2 separate regions of the Homo sapiens genome follow, and region 1 is linked to region 2. Evidence: chromatin loops called from intact Hi-C (ENCODE). Cell type or tissue: lower leg skin. All regions are shown on one strand. Each heading gives the region's core, and the rest is flanking DNA. Links, peaks and the distances in the headings are about the cores only.

The links. A loop is a pair of places that touch in the nucleus more often than their neighbours do. Peaks named below come from ENCODE experiments on the same cell type or tissue, not always from the same donor. Only the 100,000 strongest peaks of a DNase experiment are listed, where the experiment ranks them.
Region 1: it touches region 2 in a loop (5-fold over the local background); 97 of 110 quality-filtered maps call a loop at or near these places.

The regions. Positions count from the first base shown.
Region 1 is chr16:49,346,005-49,354,340 of GRCh38, forward strand. It overlaps LOC124903689 (a long non-coding RNA gene), which reads left to right. Exons shown (of 2, transcript XR_007065068.1): 2 at 1-4,553. Among named protein-coding and RNA genes, the nearest start is that of C16orf78, 24 kb to the right of the region's middle. RefSeq lists silencers at 1-128, 1-101. In lower leg skin, for the core only: no CTCF peak of the experiment used is centred there; DNase peaks (open chromatin) are centred at 3,067 and 4,687.
Region 2 is chr16:48,689,060-48,697,395 of GRCh38, forward strand. The region is part of intron 1 of LOC105371240 (a long non-coding RNA gene); the gene reads left to right. Among named protein-coding and RNA genes, the nearest start is that of N4BP1, 83 kb to the left of the region's middle. In lower leg skin, for the core only: no CTCF peak of the experiment used is centred there; no DNase peak of the experiment used is centred there.

The DNA.
Region 1 (8,336 bases), core at 300-8,299, 660 kb after region 2:
ATTTCAGCACCGCGGACAGAGGCAGAGCCCTCAGTCTTCCCTGTAGGTGGGATGGAGGCAGAGGGTGGTAAGATGGGTGCTAAGTCCCAGGGAAGATATGTATCCACCAAAGTGCCTGAATGATGAGAGGGAAGTCAGAGCTAAGGAAGGACACATCATGGACATCTCTTTACATGTGTATCAAATTGCGTTCTGTTTAGAACCATTTTCTAGCCTCCCACCAAGGACGTAAACAGGACAAGCACTGTCATCTGTAAAGTGCCACTCCCAGACTGCCACCCAGAGTTCATAAAAGGCTCAGATGAATCAATAGGTGGGAAAGTTATCTGGAATTTATAAAAATTCACTGTTAAGGAGACGACTATCACAGACAAACCCCAAAATCAGCGGTTTAACACAATAGACATTTTTTCTGACTTGTGTAAAGCCCCAGACAGGGATTGCTGCCTGTCAAAAGGCCTGACTGGCACTTGTCTTGAGGCACACTCTGGTGCCCAGGCCCCTTGCTCCTTGTTGCTCTGCCACCTCTGAAGTGGCTTCTAAGGTCACTGTATTTATCTGTGTCAAGACAGAGGAAAAAATCATGAATAAATAAACCCAGGGAGATTTGTATGAGCCAAGCCTGAAATTGGCACACATCACTTTGGCTCATACGTGGAGGACTGGGAGTGCAGAAAGATGAGGAAATGGGTCTTACTGAACACAGAACCACAGAACTCTGTCTCCCTCCTCTCCAAAGCTGAGAAATTGCCACAATCAGAAAGTGTGATTCCCATCTGAGAGTTTAAGAGCAGGAATAGATTAAAGACAAATCATGTAAAATACCTTGACTCCTAGACTTGCCGAAGCATTCAGCCTGAGCCATCTTTACATGTGGATAATCTTGGATTTCCCAACTGGGCTTCTTGCACACTCCATGGTAGAACGTCAGAGGAAATTTTTTTCAAGCAAGAGCTGTTAGATCATGAGATTCCCCAGAAAGATACAGATACAGGTATATGTCATATTACTGGAGATTCTAATTCAGCTACCTTCACAGGCCTGGGAATGTGTTTTTGACACAGGGGCATTAGGATTGTTTCAGCTGCAAGTGACAGAAGTCTAGCTCACACGGTCTTAAGCAAGAAAGGAAATGTATTGATTCCTATAAGTGCACCAGGATCTAGATACACTGTCAGGCACAGCTGGATGCAGACTCCAACAGTCTCATTGGGATACCCACCCTCTCCTCCCATCTCTGACCATCCCAGGTGGCTCCCTTCATGGGTCAAAGTGGCCACCAGAAGCTCCAGATACATCTTTTTATCAACAGCCCCAGGAGAACTTCTCTTTCTCAGTAAAATCCCACAAGGTATTTTTTGGCACTAATTGTCTTGGCTTGGTCCCATTCTTATCCCTGAACCAACCACTGTGACCAAAAACGTGGTATTCTCTGATTATCCAAGCCTGATTCACGAGCCCACCCATGAGTCTGATATGAGGTCCAGTCCATACAATCTACACAAGCTAGGTCTGGGGCATGGTGGTGCCCCAAGGACAGCTGGGGTGCCTTTCCTAGAAGAAAGGGGGCAGGGAATGGGTGCTGGACCAGCATCAGCAGCAGAATTCTTAGGCACTAGACTGTGGGGGGCTCAGAGAGGCATGGGAGCCCTGAGGTCCCCACAAGGTGTGGGATAGTCTTTCAGACCTTCAGGGGGGGTCTCTGCTCACTAACCTGCTCAAAGCACCCTGGCCCACACCGTGGGCAGCTGGAAGGTGCCAGTCCACTGAACATGTGTGATTGGCATGAATCTCCTGCTTTCCTTTGTCAGAAGGCTAGGAGTGGATTTGACCCGTTTACTCAGACCCTCTCAGTGGCCCTGCTCCCACAGGCTCACCCCAGCAGGGCCCAGTGCTTGGCTGCCAATGACGCCAAGGATATTAGCTGACAGTGACTTAAAACAGGGGTTCATGACCTCAGGGTAACCGAGGAACCCCTGAATCTGAATTCATCAGTCTGTGTATATGAATGTGAGTGCCTCTCCTTTCCCCACAGGAAAAAATCTACAACTTTCATCAAATTACTCAGGGAGACTTTATTCTAAAGAGACTGAAAACGACCAACATCAATTTTGACTCCTATGGGCATCTGTAAATAGCTTCAAGGTTTTAAGGTGAAATGTCATGTACCAAAATACACATTCTGGAGAAGCAGGAAGCTACAGACCAACTTGAGATGAAAGTCTCATATCAATGTTTTCCCAAGTGTGCTCCTTGGAATACAGGTTGACATGATATGATGCCCAGCAAGGGAAACAAAACATATTCATGTTCAAATTAGTTGGGGAAATGCTGGACTAAATAAGGTTTGATGGGATTCTTTTTTCTGCAGGACTTCTCAGAAGGGGCTAGAGTAGGCAAAGTTTCCCAGATTTACCTAATAAAAGCATTGTTTCTGTGGGAGTTTCATTTGTTATTACATGTTTCCTGAATGCAGATTCATAGACTATCCTTTGGGGAACCCTCGTCCTCACGGGATGTATGTTCATGGTGGTGTCTTCGAGTTTGTGCCCTTGTGAAGCATTCTGGCAGCAAGCATCTGAACACTTCCAAAAGGGGGCGATATTTAGGAGAAATCGCTCAGCCTGAGTTAGAACAAATGCAGCTGCTGGTGTCTCTTGGTGCCTGGGAGCCCTAGAGTGTCAGAGGGAGGAGCGTGCACACTGGAACCAGCAGCCTGGTGCTGCGTCTCAGCTCTGTCGCTAACTGGCTATGCACCTCTGGGCATGGCACTTAACCCTTCTGAGCCCCAGCCCGCCATCTGTAAAAAGGGCTTGATGTGAGGATTGAATGAGATCATGCAGGGAACACAATGTCTGGCACTTGGAAGCGTCCACCATAAAGAGCCAAGGCAGTAGATGGCCCAGCTGGGTTTGGTCCAGGCAGAGTTTACCCTCTGCCCTGGAGGCTCCAGGAAATGCTGCCACGTGGCTCCTATTGCCTTAACCACATCCGACCTGTTCCTGACAGCTCCCCACATCTCCAGCTCCTTTGCTGGTGCTCCAGGCACCTCCAAACGTGGCGAGCCCCTCTCCCCTGCCCTCTTGTGGCAGCTGACCTGGCAGGAGTGGGACCAAGACATCCAAGGCAGCTCCTTTCCACCTGCATGGGCACTTTCCTCAGGACATCCTTGCCCCTGGCACCACCTTGGGCCAGCAAGCCACATGGAAATGGATGCAGAGGCACCACTGTTTGCTGACAATTATACACTGTCCTTAAGGTCACCCTTGGCGATCTGTCACCAGGAGCAGACAAACCCACACCTCAACCATCCCATCAGAGCTTGTTTCTATCTGCATCTGTCATCGCTGATCGCATTTGAATGGGTTTAGTCTCTATTTTAAATAAAAGATTTATGCCTTAGCTGTCAGAGCCTGCCTTTATTTGAAAATTTAATCTTGTTTCTAGGAGTCTAGATTAACTTATTAGATTTAGGCGTCCCTCGTGGGTCTCTGAGAGAGGAGGAGTAGATTCTCCTCCCTGCATTCGGCCCTGCACACCCGACAGTGAGAGCCAAGAGCTGGATGGGCTTCTCCATCCAGCACGCCCAGGCTGGACAGAGGCCCCCAACTCAGGCAACTTTGTCGGGTAACCGTGTGTCCAGGGAGTGCTTTCTTGCACGCTCCGTCTCCGGGCCAGCTTCCAGGACCTGTGCTCACTGCAAGGGACACCCATCAAGCCGGCCCTTTCTCAGAGGTTTTGGGGAGGCTTCAGGAAGGACCCCCAGTGGGGGCCCAGCTTGTCAACATGGGCTGTGCCAAGGAGTTCTGAGTTTCCTTCAGGTCTGTATTGTATCTTCCACCCCCTCAGAGCTCCCTCCCTACTGCTTAGACCACACGAAGCTGTGGGGCTGTGGGCAGCCAGTTCACTTCCCTGACCTTGTCTGCAGGTGGAGACAGTGGCAGTGCCCCTCCCGGGCTGCTGCGTCACTCAGTGTAAAAGCAGGGAGGCACTGGAGAGCTGCTGTCTGCAAGTTTGTTGCTACTTCAAAAGGTGCAGGTGGGCCCTCACCTCCTTTAGAGGTGAGGATGAGCTACCCAAAGTGAAAAGGAGCTTCTCAGCGTCGCAATGGAGTCACGGCCAGGCTGCCCACACCAGCCGTCCGGACCTGCACCAGTGCCACGGGGTCTGCCCCATCTTCTCTTCCCTCTCCTTCCCCTCTCCCTCTCTCTCCCTGTCTCTTTCTCCTCTCTCCATGCTATTGACTGAATGTTTGAATTCCCTGCAAATGCATTCCTAACCCCCAATGTGACTGTGTTTGGAGACAGGGTCTTTAGGAGGTAACTGAGGTTAAATGAGGTTGTAAAGATGGGGCCCTGAACCGATGGGACTGGGGTCCTTATGAGAAGAGGAAAAGGGGTCCCTCCCCATGGAGGGACGACCACAGCGAGGCAGCAGCCGCCCACACGCCAGAGAAGGGGACTCAGACGGAAGCCTTGCTTCACCGGCACCTTGATCTTGACTCCTAGCCTCCAGAATTGTGATAAATAAATTTCTGTTGCTTAAGCCCCCAAGTCTATGGTATTTTGTCACGGCAGCTCCAACAGATTCAGATGCTCTCCCTCCTCCCTCTCATTCCTTCCCTCCTCCGACTCCCCAGCACCAGAGGTCCCGGACTTTCCCGTTGCAATTCCGCCATCTGCTGGTCGGTCTCAAGATAGCAGGCAAGGTCCGTGCCTCGGAGCCGGTGTCTCCTCTAGGGTAGCCCAAGGCAAGGGTGGCCCTTCCACAGCCAGCACCCCACCCCCCTCCCAACGCACACACTCATACACACAAGCACACATGCAAGAGCACAAATGCGCATACTCATACATGCACACAGGCGCACACACACACACAATGCACACATGCACGTTTACACACACACAGACACACACACGTGCACGCGCACACTCACACTCATACACATGCCCACACACATTTACACTCACACACACATGCACATTCTGGCATATGTGAACACACAATCACACTCGCACACAGACACATGCACATTCTCACACACACATTCACACATGCAAACACACTCATACATGTGCGCACAAACTAATATACATGCATTACACAAACACCTATCACCCACTCCACTCACATATCACACACACACATCCCCAGCCAAGGATGAGCCAAGCTGGCTTCTCACCACCCCCTGGTTTGCCCTCCGTATACATTTCCCCAGACATCTCAATTCCTGACGAATGGGCAAAACTTTTATTGAGCCACGCGCTTCTTAAAGTCAGGACCACGGCCAACTCCTCTCCTTATCAACCCTCATTGCCCGCCCCACTCAGTGCCTGGCACGCAGTAGGAGTGCACCAAGTGTTCAATGACTAAAGGAGGCAGTTCTCTTTGGGGGACTGAATTGGTTTTCAACTCTTTGGGGCTGTGAGCTCAGAAGCAGGCATCTTCCTCCTGGTTGGAGCTCAGGCTCACAGGCAGGTGTCCCCACACTTGAGCCCCTGCACACAGCCCCAGGCCACCTAAGGGGTAACTGACGAGAGCATCATCACCTGTCTCATTAGAATGGCCCCAAACCAATCTCTGCAAACCAACTCTGAGTGGGGACACACATCTCTTGCTTTGTCACTTGGCAAAGCAACTCAAAGGGAAGGAAGACACAGTGGCTGTCTCCACAGTTCAGCTGCCTGGGAGGTGCTGTTATCTGATGGGCTAATGAAGATGGATCTATCCAAGGGGAGAGGGAACCCCAGCTTCACTGTGCAACCTTGAACCTCCTCTGTGGCCCTAGTTTCTAAATCGGCCCAGTGAGGCTGGGGAAGATGAGGCTCCCAGGCCTGGCATACTCAGCGCAGGCTCACTTCAATCTCTGGAGGGAGGGCCAGGCTGAGGGTAAGGAGAAGATGGCCCACCTCAGGCTCAGCCTCAAAAGGGGAGTAATGACAGGATCATGCACAGCAAGCACTGCCCATCTTCCACTGCCTGTGCTCTGATATGGCTCAGTACAGTGACCACGGTTACTGATGTTGTCTTTATTTAAAATTTTGAGGCCAGGCACAGTGGCTTACGTCTGTAATGCCAGCATTTTGCGAGGCTGAGGCCAGCAGATCACTTGAGCCCAGGGGTTCAAGACGACCTTCCTGAGCAACATAATGAAATCACATTTCTACAAAAAAAAAAAAAATACAAAAATTAGCTGGGTGTGGTGGCACACACTTGTAGTCCCAGCTACTTGGGAGGCTGAGGCGGGAGAATCACTTGAACCTGGGAGGTTGAGGCTACAGTGAGCCACATTTGTGCCACTGCACTGTAGCCTGGGTGACAAAGCAATACCCTTTTTTAAAAAAAATGATATTTTATTCATTGTGGATTTTTTGCATAAATTTTGATTTTTTACAAAATATTACATCAATGAAAGTGAGTACTCAAACAGGTACACGTTCACCTATGTTCCTGGCAGTGTTATTCACAATAGCCGAGAGGTGTCAGCAACCTAAGTGCCCATGATCAGATGAAAGGATCAACAAAATGTGGTCTATCCACACAATGGAATAATAAGCAGCTTCAAAAGGAAGGACGTCCTGACTCAGGCTACAACACTGCTGGACAAATCCTGTATGATTCCACTGCTATGAGATACCTAAAGTCGTAAAATTCATAGCAACAGAAAGTAGAATGGTGGTTGCTGGGGAGGAGGGGGAATGCGGAGTTTTTGTTTAATGGGGGAGAGAAAGAGCTGGGAAGATGGGTGGTAGTGATGGCTGCAGAATGGAAATGCACTTACTGCCACTCAGCTGTTCACTTTAAAATGGTTACAATGGCTAATTTTATGTTATGTGTACTTTACCACAATAAAAAATGCTGCATGATTTCTTCATCTTGATTATTTATCTCCATTACTGAGGTTTTTTTTGGTACCCTCTTGAATTTTATGCATGAGTTGGGAGCTTCCTGTCTCGCCCATGTCCGGCCTTGAATTCCCCATATCGTCTTCATTTTACAGAGGATGGGGCTGAGCCTGAGGAATGTGAGAAGTTAAGAGGCCTGCCCAAGGCCATCTGGCAAACCAGAGGTGAACCAGGAATTCAAAAGCCAAGCTCCCAGCTGAGGGCTTAGTCCAGTACAGCTCCCCCTGCTGCCCACCCCCAAGAAGCTTCCAGGGAGCTCTGTCTACACCACCAACCTTTGCTGCTCCTAGAGGGGAGACTGACTCCACAGGATAGGGCCTCACTGGACCCAGAACTCCTAGAGTCCAGCTGCGCCCACCCCTTTAGAAGATAGGCTCCACATCGACCCCACAGAGAAAGTTCTGGGCAGATGTGGGGCTGCTGGGCAAATGGGGAAATCAAACTTGGCCAAGTCCAATTTTTGCATTCTCTGGCTGTGACAATGGCTGCAACTTGTGCCCCTTCATCCTTCTCTTTTCCTCCTTCACTAACAGAATCCACATTTTCTAGCTAGACACAGGCTGCTGGGAACAAAGCCCTCATTTCCTTGCTTCCTTTGCTGGCTGTGGCTGCCTGCGACCTTAGATCTGGCCAAAAACCCAGAGTCAAAGCATCATGTACAGCTTCAGAGAAGTGTCCTTATAAAGAGCAGTGCCCCCTTTCCTCTCCCTCCCTCATTCCTGCTGTCTGGGAAAGCAGGCATGATGGCCAGTGCACATACCGCCACATAGGAAGAAGCCATGAACTGAGGACAGTGGAGCCCAGGATAAAGGGGGCTTGGGCCAGCCCTGGCCCACCGATCTGCTCTCTTCTGTTTGAGTCTTGGGTCTCAGCAGGACACAAGGCCATATGCCCCGTAACAGCAGCCACCGTGGCTTCCGTTTCCACAGAGCAAGGCCTGTCTCTCACGTAGATAATTCTCTAGTCCCTGCTGGTCTTTCCTGGAACACTTCCCAGTGAATCACTTTCACACAAGTCCTCCCTGGGTGGATTTCTGGAAGCCCAACATAAAGACTTCCCTCCCCTTCCCAGCTGGTCTTTCATAGGCCACATAGTGTCCAGTATAGCTGAGGGCCAGCTCTGGATCACCTCACCCTTAAGTGAAGACAGAAACTTTTACCAAGAGTAAGTCACTGCCATGTGCACTTGGGCAAGCCTCCTGGCCTTGGTGGCTTTAAGTTTCTCACCTGTGAAATGCAGATAAAGCCAAATAAGAAAGCAGGCATGAACACGTTATGTAAAGTGTAGAGTCATGTCACAGACTGAATGTTTGTCCTCCCAAAAATCCATGTTGAAATCCTAACCCCATAATGCGATTAGGAAGTGGGGCCTGTGGGAGGGGATGAGGTCATGAGTGTGGAGCCCTTGTGAGTGGGATTAGTGTCCTTATAA
Region 2 (8,336 bases), core at 22-8,021:
ACTGCATGGGGCTTTCTGCAGGGTTGTCTCATCCAGGTATCCCAGGATGATTCTGGTCTGTGGCCAAGCAGATGCCATCTTCATGAATTCTTGCTTTTTTGCATAGTGGGGAGAGTGGGGCAGAGGACTCCCCATTCTTCCATAGTTAATGCTTTTCCCATCTCAGAGAACAGCCTGCCTAACTGTCCTCCCTCTGAGGCCAATTTCAGGTTCAGACATTGAGGCTCTGCATCCAACTGTGTCCTTGGAGGAACACAAGATGCCAACTCTTCTTTCCTCCTGCCCCTTGCCACTAGAGTCCCAGGAGTGTCTCCATTTGTAATGAAACTCTAGGATATAAGAGTTCACAATCTTATATAGTATTATTTGATTATTTAAATTTGTTAAATATTTGTCTTTCTTTGCAGCTAATTTATATAGTGCATGCTATAAGGTAAACCTGTTTCCCTACTTCCTTGGATAGAGGTCAGAAGAAACTCATTGATGTTCCGTAGGGTATGAACCTGCTGAACACTGTAAAAATAATACAGAATTATAAGGTGCAATACAGAATAGGAAATGTGCAAAGTGCCTTCCGGGACTCCATGAATAGGCATTTAACAAGGAGTAAACTGAGGCTCACAGACATTAGGGGATTTGTCTAGGTCACACAGCTAGGTCCTCAAACGAGAAAATAGGCTGGAACAGCCTGGAGAAGAGAATTTTCAAGAGAAAGAGAATCTGATTAAAGTTCATATAACTACTAAGGAAATGGAGGGAGTGAGCATGATCCTGTTGAATGATGCTTGGAAGATCTTTTCATATATATATATTGAAATGGAGTCTTGCTCTTGTCGCCCAGGCTGGAGTGCAGTGGCACAATCTTGGCTCACTCCGACCTCTATCTCCCGGGTTCAAATGATTCTCCTGCCTCAGCCTCCCAAGTAGCTGGGATTACAGGCATGTGCCACCATGCCTGGCTATTTTTTTTTTTTTTTGTGGAGACCAGATTTCACTATGTTCCCCAGGCTGGTCTTGAACTTCTGACCCCAGGTGATCCGCCCTCCTTGGCCTCCCAATGTGCTGGGATTACAGGTGTGAACCACCACGCCTGACCCTTTTCTCATCTTTTAATATGAACTTGGCCTTCAGGTCCCAGCTCCAGTATCCTAAGCCTTCCTTTACACCCTTCTAGATGGAGCTAATCACTGCTCCTTGGTTTTCCGTGACACTGGATTCTTAAGGATCCTTCTTAGAGCATCCAACTCACTATTGTGTTATTGTCCTCTGTGTTAGTCAGGGTTCTCCAGAGAAACAGAAACAAGATGTGTGTATACAGAAAGGTTTACTTGAAAGAATTGACTCATGTGACTGTGGAAACTTGGTGAGCTTAAAATCTGATGGGTAGGCTGGAGACCCAGGGAAGCAGGGAAGAGTTTCAATTTGAGTCCAAAGGCTGTCTGCTGGCAGAATTCCTTCTTATGTAGCGGAAGTCCGTCTTTGTTCTATTCAGGACTTCAACGGAGTGGATGAAGCCCACCCACATGGCTGTCTGCTTCACTCAGAGTCCACTGATTTAAATGTTAATCTTATCCCAAACACCATCGCAGGAATATCCAGAATAATGCTTCATCAAATATCTGGGTGCTGTGGTCCAGGCAAGTTGCCACATAAAATTAACCATCACATCCCCATTCCTGGGTCTGTCTTCACTGCTAGACTGTGGGGTCCTCTGGGCCAGGGACTGTCTTTTATCTTTCTTTCCAGCACTCAGAAAGAACATACAGCAGGTACTCAATACATTCATTTTGATTTGAAAAAAAACAAACAAAATAAACAAACACCCCAAATTGCTTTCAAAAAAGTATTCCTTTTATTCCTACTGCAATTCTCTGCATTCCCCTACTCTTTAATAAGAGGAAACAGAGGCTTAAGGAAATATACCCACGATCACAAACCAGATAAGTGGCAGAGTTCTAGGCTGTGTGCTTTTTGCACTATATAGCACAATGTCCTTTGATTTGATAAAAATGTCAGAGGAGGTGGTCCGGGGTCTGGGGTATTCTGAATCAATGTCTTACAGAAACTGTTATTCAAAATCTAGCCCAACTGTGCTCAGCAACAATGAGAATTTTATTAAGACCTATCATTTGCCTATTAAAATCAATCAGTTATTTTCTGAACAGCTGCTAAATGCCTGTCCTTGACTGGAGACAGGTGATTGATGTATTTCCCTATCCCTCTATTCCTCCATTTCTCAATTCCTCCATCTTCTCCTCCCTCTCTCTCTCCAGCCAATACTTACTGAACATCTACTATGCACCAGGCCCCGGGGGAGGTGCTGGGGCCACAGCGAAGGCTAAGACCTGGTCCTGTTCTCAAGATGCTCATAGTCAGGGTGGTGGTGGGGGGAAGCAGGTGTGTCATCCACTAGCCACAAGGGCTCAACTGCAGCACCCATCTCTAGAGGCAGGGAAGCCTGTGAGCATCATAATGGCTATGATCCCAGCAGGGACTTGGGATCCAGTAGGAATGCCTGTGGGCAGTGAGAATGACCTCTGGGATTCTCAGGCATGTCACAGGCAGGAGAAAGAGAATGAAGGAGATGTGCTATCCTTTGCCCTTTATTTGAGTCTGAGAAAGGCCACATATCTTTGCCAAGGGCAGCATTGCCCTCTGACAGCCTGATCTTTTTAGCATTTTTATCATCATCACCATCATCAATTATTATATGAATATTTATTATCAGATATTCAGAATCATTTGGTTGTAGCAGGCTATTTGGAGCTTCCCTTTCCTTCCATTTTTCTTCCCTTCTCAGCTCCTAACCCCAAAGCCACATGGAGACAGTTACCTAATTACTCTCAATTGAGTTCTCTTTTCAGTGTTTCTTTTTCATGGACAGCTCCACCTGCAAAGCCTGGTGGGTGGAAGGTAGCTTTCATCCACATCAGCCTTACAAGGACCTCTGAACCTTCTCACACACTCTTCTATGTGCTTGGCACACTCTTCCTTTTACATGGCTCTTCCTCATCCTTTTATGTCCTAACTCAGATGTCACCTCTTTGGAAAGACTATTCCTCTACCCCTCCCAATCGGCAGTAGCTCCTTTCCCATTTGCTTCTCACTGCCTCTTATTGTCTGGTTTATTTAATTGTGTAAGGCCTCCCCCACTAGAATACAAGCTCTGTGAGGGCAGTGACATTGTCTGTCTTCTTCAATGTGCTGAGAACAGTGCCTTGCATGTACAGAGTATTCCATTCAGTATTTATTGAATAACTGCAAGAATGGTCGAAGCCACATATCCTGTCACTGCATGGCTCAGCACCTCTGACCCCCTGTCCCTGCTAGAACAGCCTTATGACAAGTGACTCATTACTTCCCACTCCTCATTCAGGTGGTTCTGATTCAGGACCCTTCATGGACAGCAGAACTTTGAATAGAGGTTTTCCAGCCATGCTGAGCCATCCATCCTGAACTCTTTGGCACCTTCCTATGGGTTGGGTGGTGATGTACCCTTGCTGTCTCCTGCCCACATTCCCAACTAGACTATGAGCTTCTCAAGGCCTTGACATGCTATTTCATATCTCTGACAGCACTAGGTGTTCAGAAAATACCTGTAGGTTATCCAGTTGTGACTGTTTTAAAACCTGTAACTGTCCAGATTTGGATAGAGTCAAGCAGCTCTCTGATCATCCCCCATCTACAAGTGACAAACTCCTAATAGTATAGTGGAGTGAATAGGAATTTGATCTTGGGAGTCAGTCAGTTTGGATATAAGTTCCAGCTCTGCTACTGTGACTTCAGGGCAAGTAACTTAACCTATCTGAGACTCAATTTCCTCATCTGTAAAATGGGCATAATAATAGTGCCCATTTTCAAGAGCTCATGAATGGAGGAAGGTGTCCTGGACATGTCTGGAGAGCCAGAAGGGTGGGGAAGAATTACTTTCAAGCTGTTGCTGTATTACAAACGCTTATTGAATATGGTGGACTCTTAAGAGCAGGAAGAATCTTGCTGCTGGTGGGTGGCAGAGGATGGTGATGGGACAGGAACAATATGAATATGACAAAAATCACAATAAGGACTGTAGAGGGTTGCTCTGCCTCACAGGGTCATGCAGATTTGGGAGTCTCAATCACAGCCTTGGAACTCCAGGCAAAGGGTAGACTGTGCTAAGCTGCCTGCTCTGTTTAAAAGAGGTGACCTCTATAATAATCTTAGAAATGTTTCCACCAAGAATAATTAAAATAAAAACACATATGTAGACTCATACTCACATAAACTGGCATGTAAACTGAAACTTTTAAATCTACCAGATCGTGAAATCTTTGAGGGGCAAGATTGATGAAGGTTAATCATGGGATCCCTGTTGCCTGCAAGGCACCAGACACAGCCTAAGCACTTAGGAGATGTGCTTGGTTGAATAAATGAATCTGGAGGCTGGAGGTGGTGACTCACACCTCTAATACCAACACTTTGGGAGGCCAAGGCAGGAGGATCGCTTGTGGCCAGTCTGGGCAACATAGGGAGACCCCCATCTCTATAAAATAAAAAAATTAGCCGAGCATGGTGGCATATGCCTATAGTCCTAACTACTTCGGAGGCTAAGGCAGACGGATTGCTTGAGTCCAGGAGTTCAAGGCTGCAGTGAGCTATGATTGTGCCACTGTACACCAGCCTGGGAGACACAGTGAAAACTTGTCTCTGAAAAAATTAAAATAAATAGTATAAAACAAACGTGGAACTTGATTTTTGAGAAGTATGTAATTCTTATGCTCCTATCTTCTCATATTTGAGAAGTATGTGCTTCCTATATAATTCCTATAGTAGCAGTTACTCATGGTGGGAGGATTCAACTTGGTAGAAGGATTATCTGAGGCATGGGCCAGGTAGCAGATGGGCTGGGTGTCAGAGCAGGGTGCATAACTAGAAGTGTGCTTTTACTCAAACACAGAGGCTAGGGGGAAGCAAGGTGGTTGGGAGAAGCTGCTTTAGAAATCTGGAATTGGGAAAGACCTGCAGAAATCAGTGGTACCAGCTCTTCCTCCTAGCACATGGAAATCTAACACTGATAAATTATTTATTTATTTATTTATTTTTTGAGACAAAGTCTTGCTCTGTCACCAGGCTGGAGTGCAGTGGTGTGATCTTGGCTCACTTGCAACCTCTGCCTCCCTTGTTTAAGCGATTCTCCTGCCTCAGCCTGCCTAGTAGCTGGGACTAGAGGCACATGTCAGCACACCCAGTTAATTTTTTATTTTTAGTAGAGATGGGGTTTCACCATGTTGGCCAGGATGTTCTCGATCTCTTGACCTCATGATCTGCCTCCCAAAATGCTGGTATTACAGGCTTGAGTCACCACACCCAGCCATTTTTTAAAAAAAAATTTTATTTTTATTTATTATGGATGTATATTAGTAGTATATATTTAAGGGGGTATGTGTGATTCTTGATACAAACATATAATGTATAATAAATCATAACAATTGGGATATTCATCATCTCAAGCATTTTTTTTGTGTTAGGAATATCCCAATTCCGCTCTTTTAGTTATTTTGAAATTTACAGTAAGTTATTGTTTACTATAACCCTCCTATTGTGCTACAGAACACTGTTCTAACTGTATTTTTGTTGAAGAGGACACTATAAAATTGAAAGATATTCCATGTTCATGGATTGAAGAATCAGTATTGTTAAAATGTCCATACTACCTAAGGTGATCTATAGATTTCCCAGTTCTTTTTAAAGATCTCCAAGGATAGGGGGCCACCATTTTTTCACTGGTGACTCTTATGACTGACCACTGTCTCTCTTGACGTATTGGGAGCAAACATCTCATTTTTGGGCCCCTAGGAAAATGTAAAGGAGAGCTCAGCATCCTCGAATGCTTCATTGACCTCATTTACTGCAATATCTTTAAAGTATTTTGACCACAGCTGACTAAGACACCCAATGTAGGCCTTACAAATGAGAAGGTTCAACAGGACAGGCAAATCACAGTATTCTGAAAGCTCCATCACCAACTATTAATATTCTGACCCAGCTGGGGTTGTCAGCTCTAGGTGGCTCGGGTGAAATAACCAAATGTTCCAAGGGTCAGTGGAATGTGGCCACGATGTGCTCAACACAGCCAGCCACACTGAGTTTGGAAGGTGAGCTTTTATTTTGATATTTGGGAGGCCACAAGGTAGCTAGGGATTAGGAAAAGGGCTCTAGCACTGGGTATGCAGTATGAATAGTAAGGTCCTCTGGGAAAACTAGGTGAGTGATTGGATTAAACTCAGAATAGTGATTAAAGGAGGGCTCTAATACAAATAGCAATAATTGCAAATGGTCATTAAGTTTTAATGACAAAAATAGCTTTTTGAAAAAAGCACTTGTAATATGCAAGGTATTCTGCTAAGCCCTTTACACATATTATGTCGGTTAATATTCTCACCAAACTATGAGTTGATTATGCCTGTTTTACAGATAAGGAAACTGAGGTATATAGCAGTTTAATAACTTGCCAGGCCCTGTGTTAAAGACTTACTACTAGTGGTTATTAACTCTCAGTGATTTTGTCTCCCAGGGGAGATATGACATTTTTGTTTCTCACAAAAATGCAGACATTTTTGGTTCTCACATGGCATGTGGAGGGTGTTCTATTGACATCTAATAGGTGGAGGCCCAGAATTCTGCTAAATATTCTACAGTGGATAGGACAGTCTGCTACCTGTGACCCCAACAAAAAATAAGCTCAAAATGTCAATAATGCCCGGTTTGAGAAATCTTGCTTTATACGAGTTGTCAAATTTAATTCATTTTTAAAAATTAATTTTAATTTTAATTTTAAGTTTCTGGGTATATGTGCAGGATGTGCAGGTTTGCTACATAGGTAAATGTGTGCTATGGTGGTTTGCTGCACCTATCTACCCATCACCTAGGTATTAAGCCCAGCATGCATTAGCTATTTTTCCTAATGCTCTCCCTCCCCTCACTTCACCCCCCAACAGGCCCCAGTGTGTGTTATTCCCCTCCCCGTGACCATGTGTTCTCATTGTTCAGCTCCCACTTATAAATGAGAACATGTGGTGTTTGGTTTTTTGTTCCTGTGTTAGTTTGCTGAGGATAATGGCTTCCAGCTTCATCCATGTCCCTGGAAAGGACATGATCTCCTTCCTTTCTATGGCTGCATAGTATTCCATAGTGTATATGTACCACATTTTCTTTATCTAGTCTATAATTGATGGGCATTTGGGTTGATTCCATGTCTTTGCTATTATGAATAGTGCTGCAATGAATATATGTGTGCATGTATCTTTGTAATAGAATGATTTACATTCATTTGGGTATATACCCAGTAATGGGATAGTTAGGTCAAATATATATAATTTAATTCTTACAACAACCTTGATGAGTACATTGAGGTTCACAGAGGTGAAGTCACCTACCCAAGGCCACACAGCTAGTGGCAGGGCTGTGGTTTGAAGCTATGTACATCTAATTCCCAAGCCAGTGCTTATACCTACTCAGATGGATGCCTCCAAATAAATTGGTACCCAATTTCAGGGATGGAGGAGACTTGGGCTTGGGAGATTGGATGCTGAAGCACTGTTATGAAGTTGTGGACGTTACCAGGGGTCAGCCACAATTTCGGGCATATCATGGGAGAACAATGGTGAGCTTGGGGAATTGTGTTTTTGTTTGACATCAATTGGAGGGCATGTCAGCACTAAGCATGTTCTGATGGGAGAAGGACATCACATAATGAACTTGGAATGTATGTTGGCTGCACATTTTTTCAATCATTAATTCAGCATTTTTTGGGCACCAACTCTGTGCTTGGTGCTGTGATATAATGGGCAAAGGAGCCAGGCCAACTTCCTGCCCCTATGGAACATGCATTCAAGTGGAGGAGATGGACAATATGTCAACCAACAAATACAGAATAAATATACATCATGATTATCACCTTGAAGAACATAAGTAGGGTGTTGTAATATGGGTAATGGGTTAGTGGATATTTTATATAGGGAGTCAGGAAGGTCTTCCTGAGGTGGGACCATATAAGCCATGTGAAGGCTGGGAAGAAGCCAGGAAAAACAATGTCAGGCAGCAGGAACAGCAAGGACAGAGATGTCTGGTAGGAATAGACCCAATGTGTTCTAGCAATAGACAGAAGGATAATATACAGGGCTATTCAAAGTACCAGTCTATGAGAAGGTAAGGAGCTTGCACCAGAGTGTACATTAATGCACTGCTTCCTTCATTGAGAAAGTCTAATGTCTTAGTCCATTTGTGTTGCTATAAAGGCATGTTTACTTGCCCCATAGTTCTTCAGGCTGTACAACAAGTATGGCACAAACATCTAC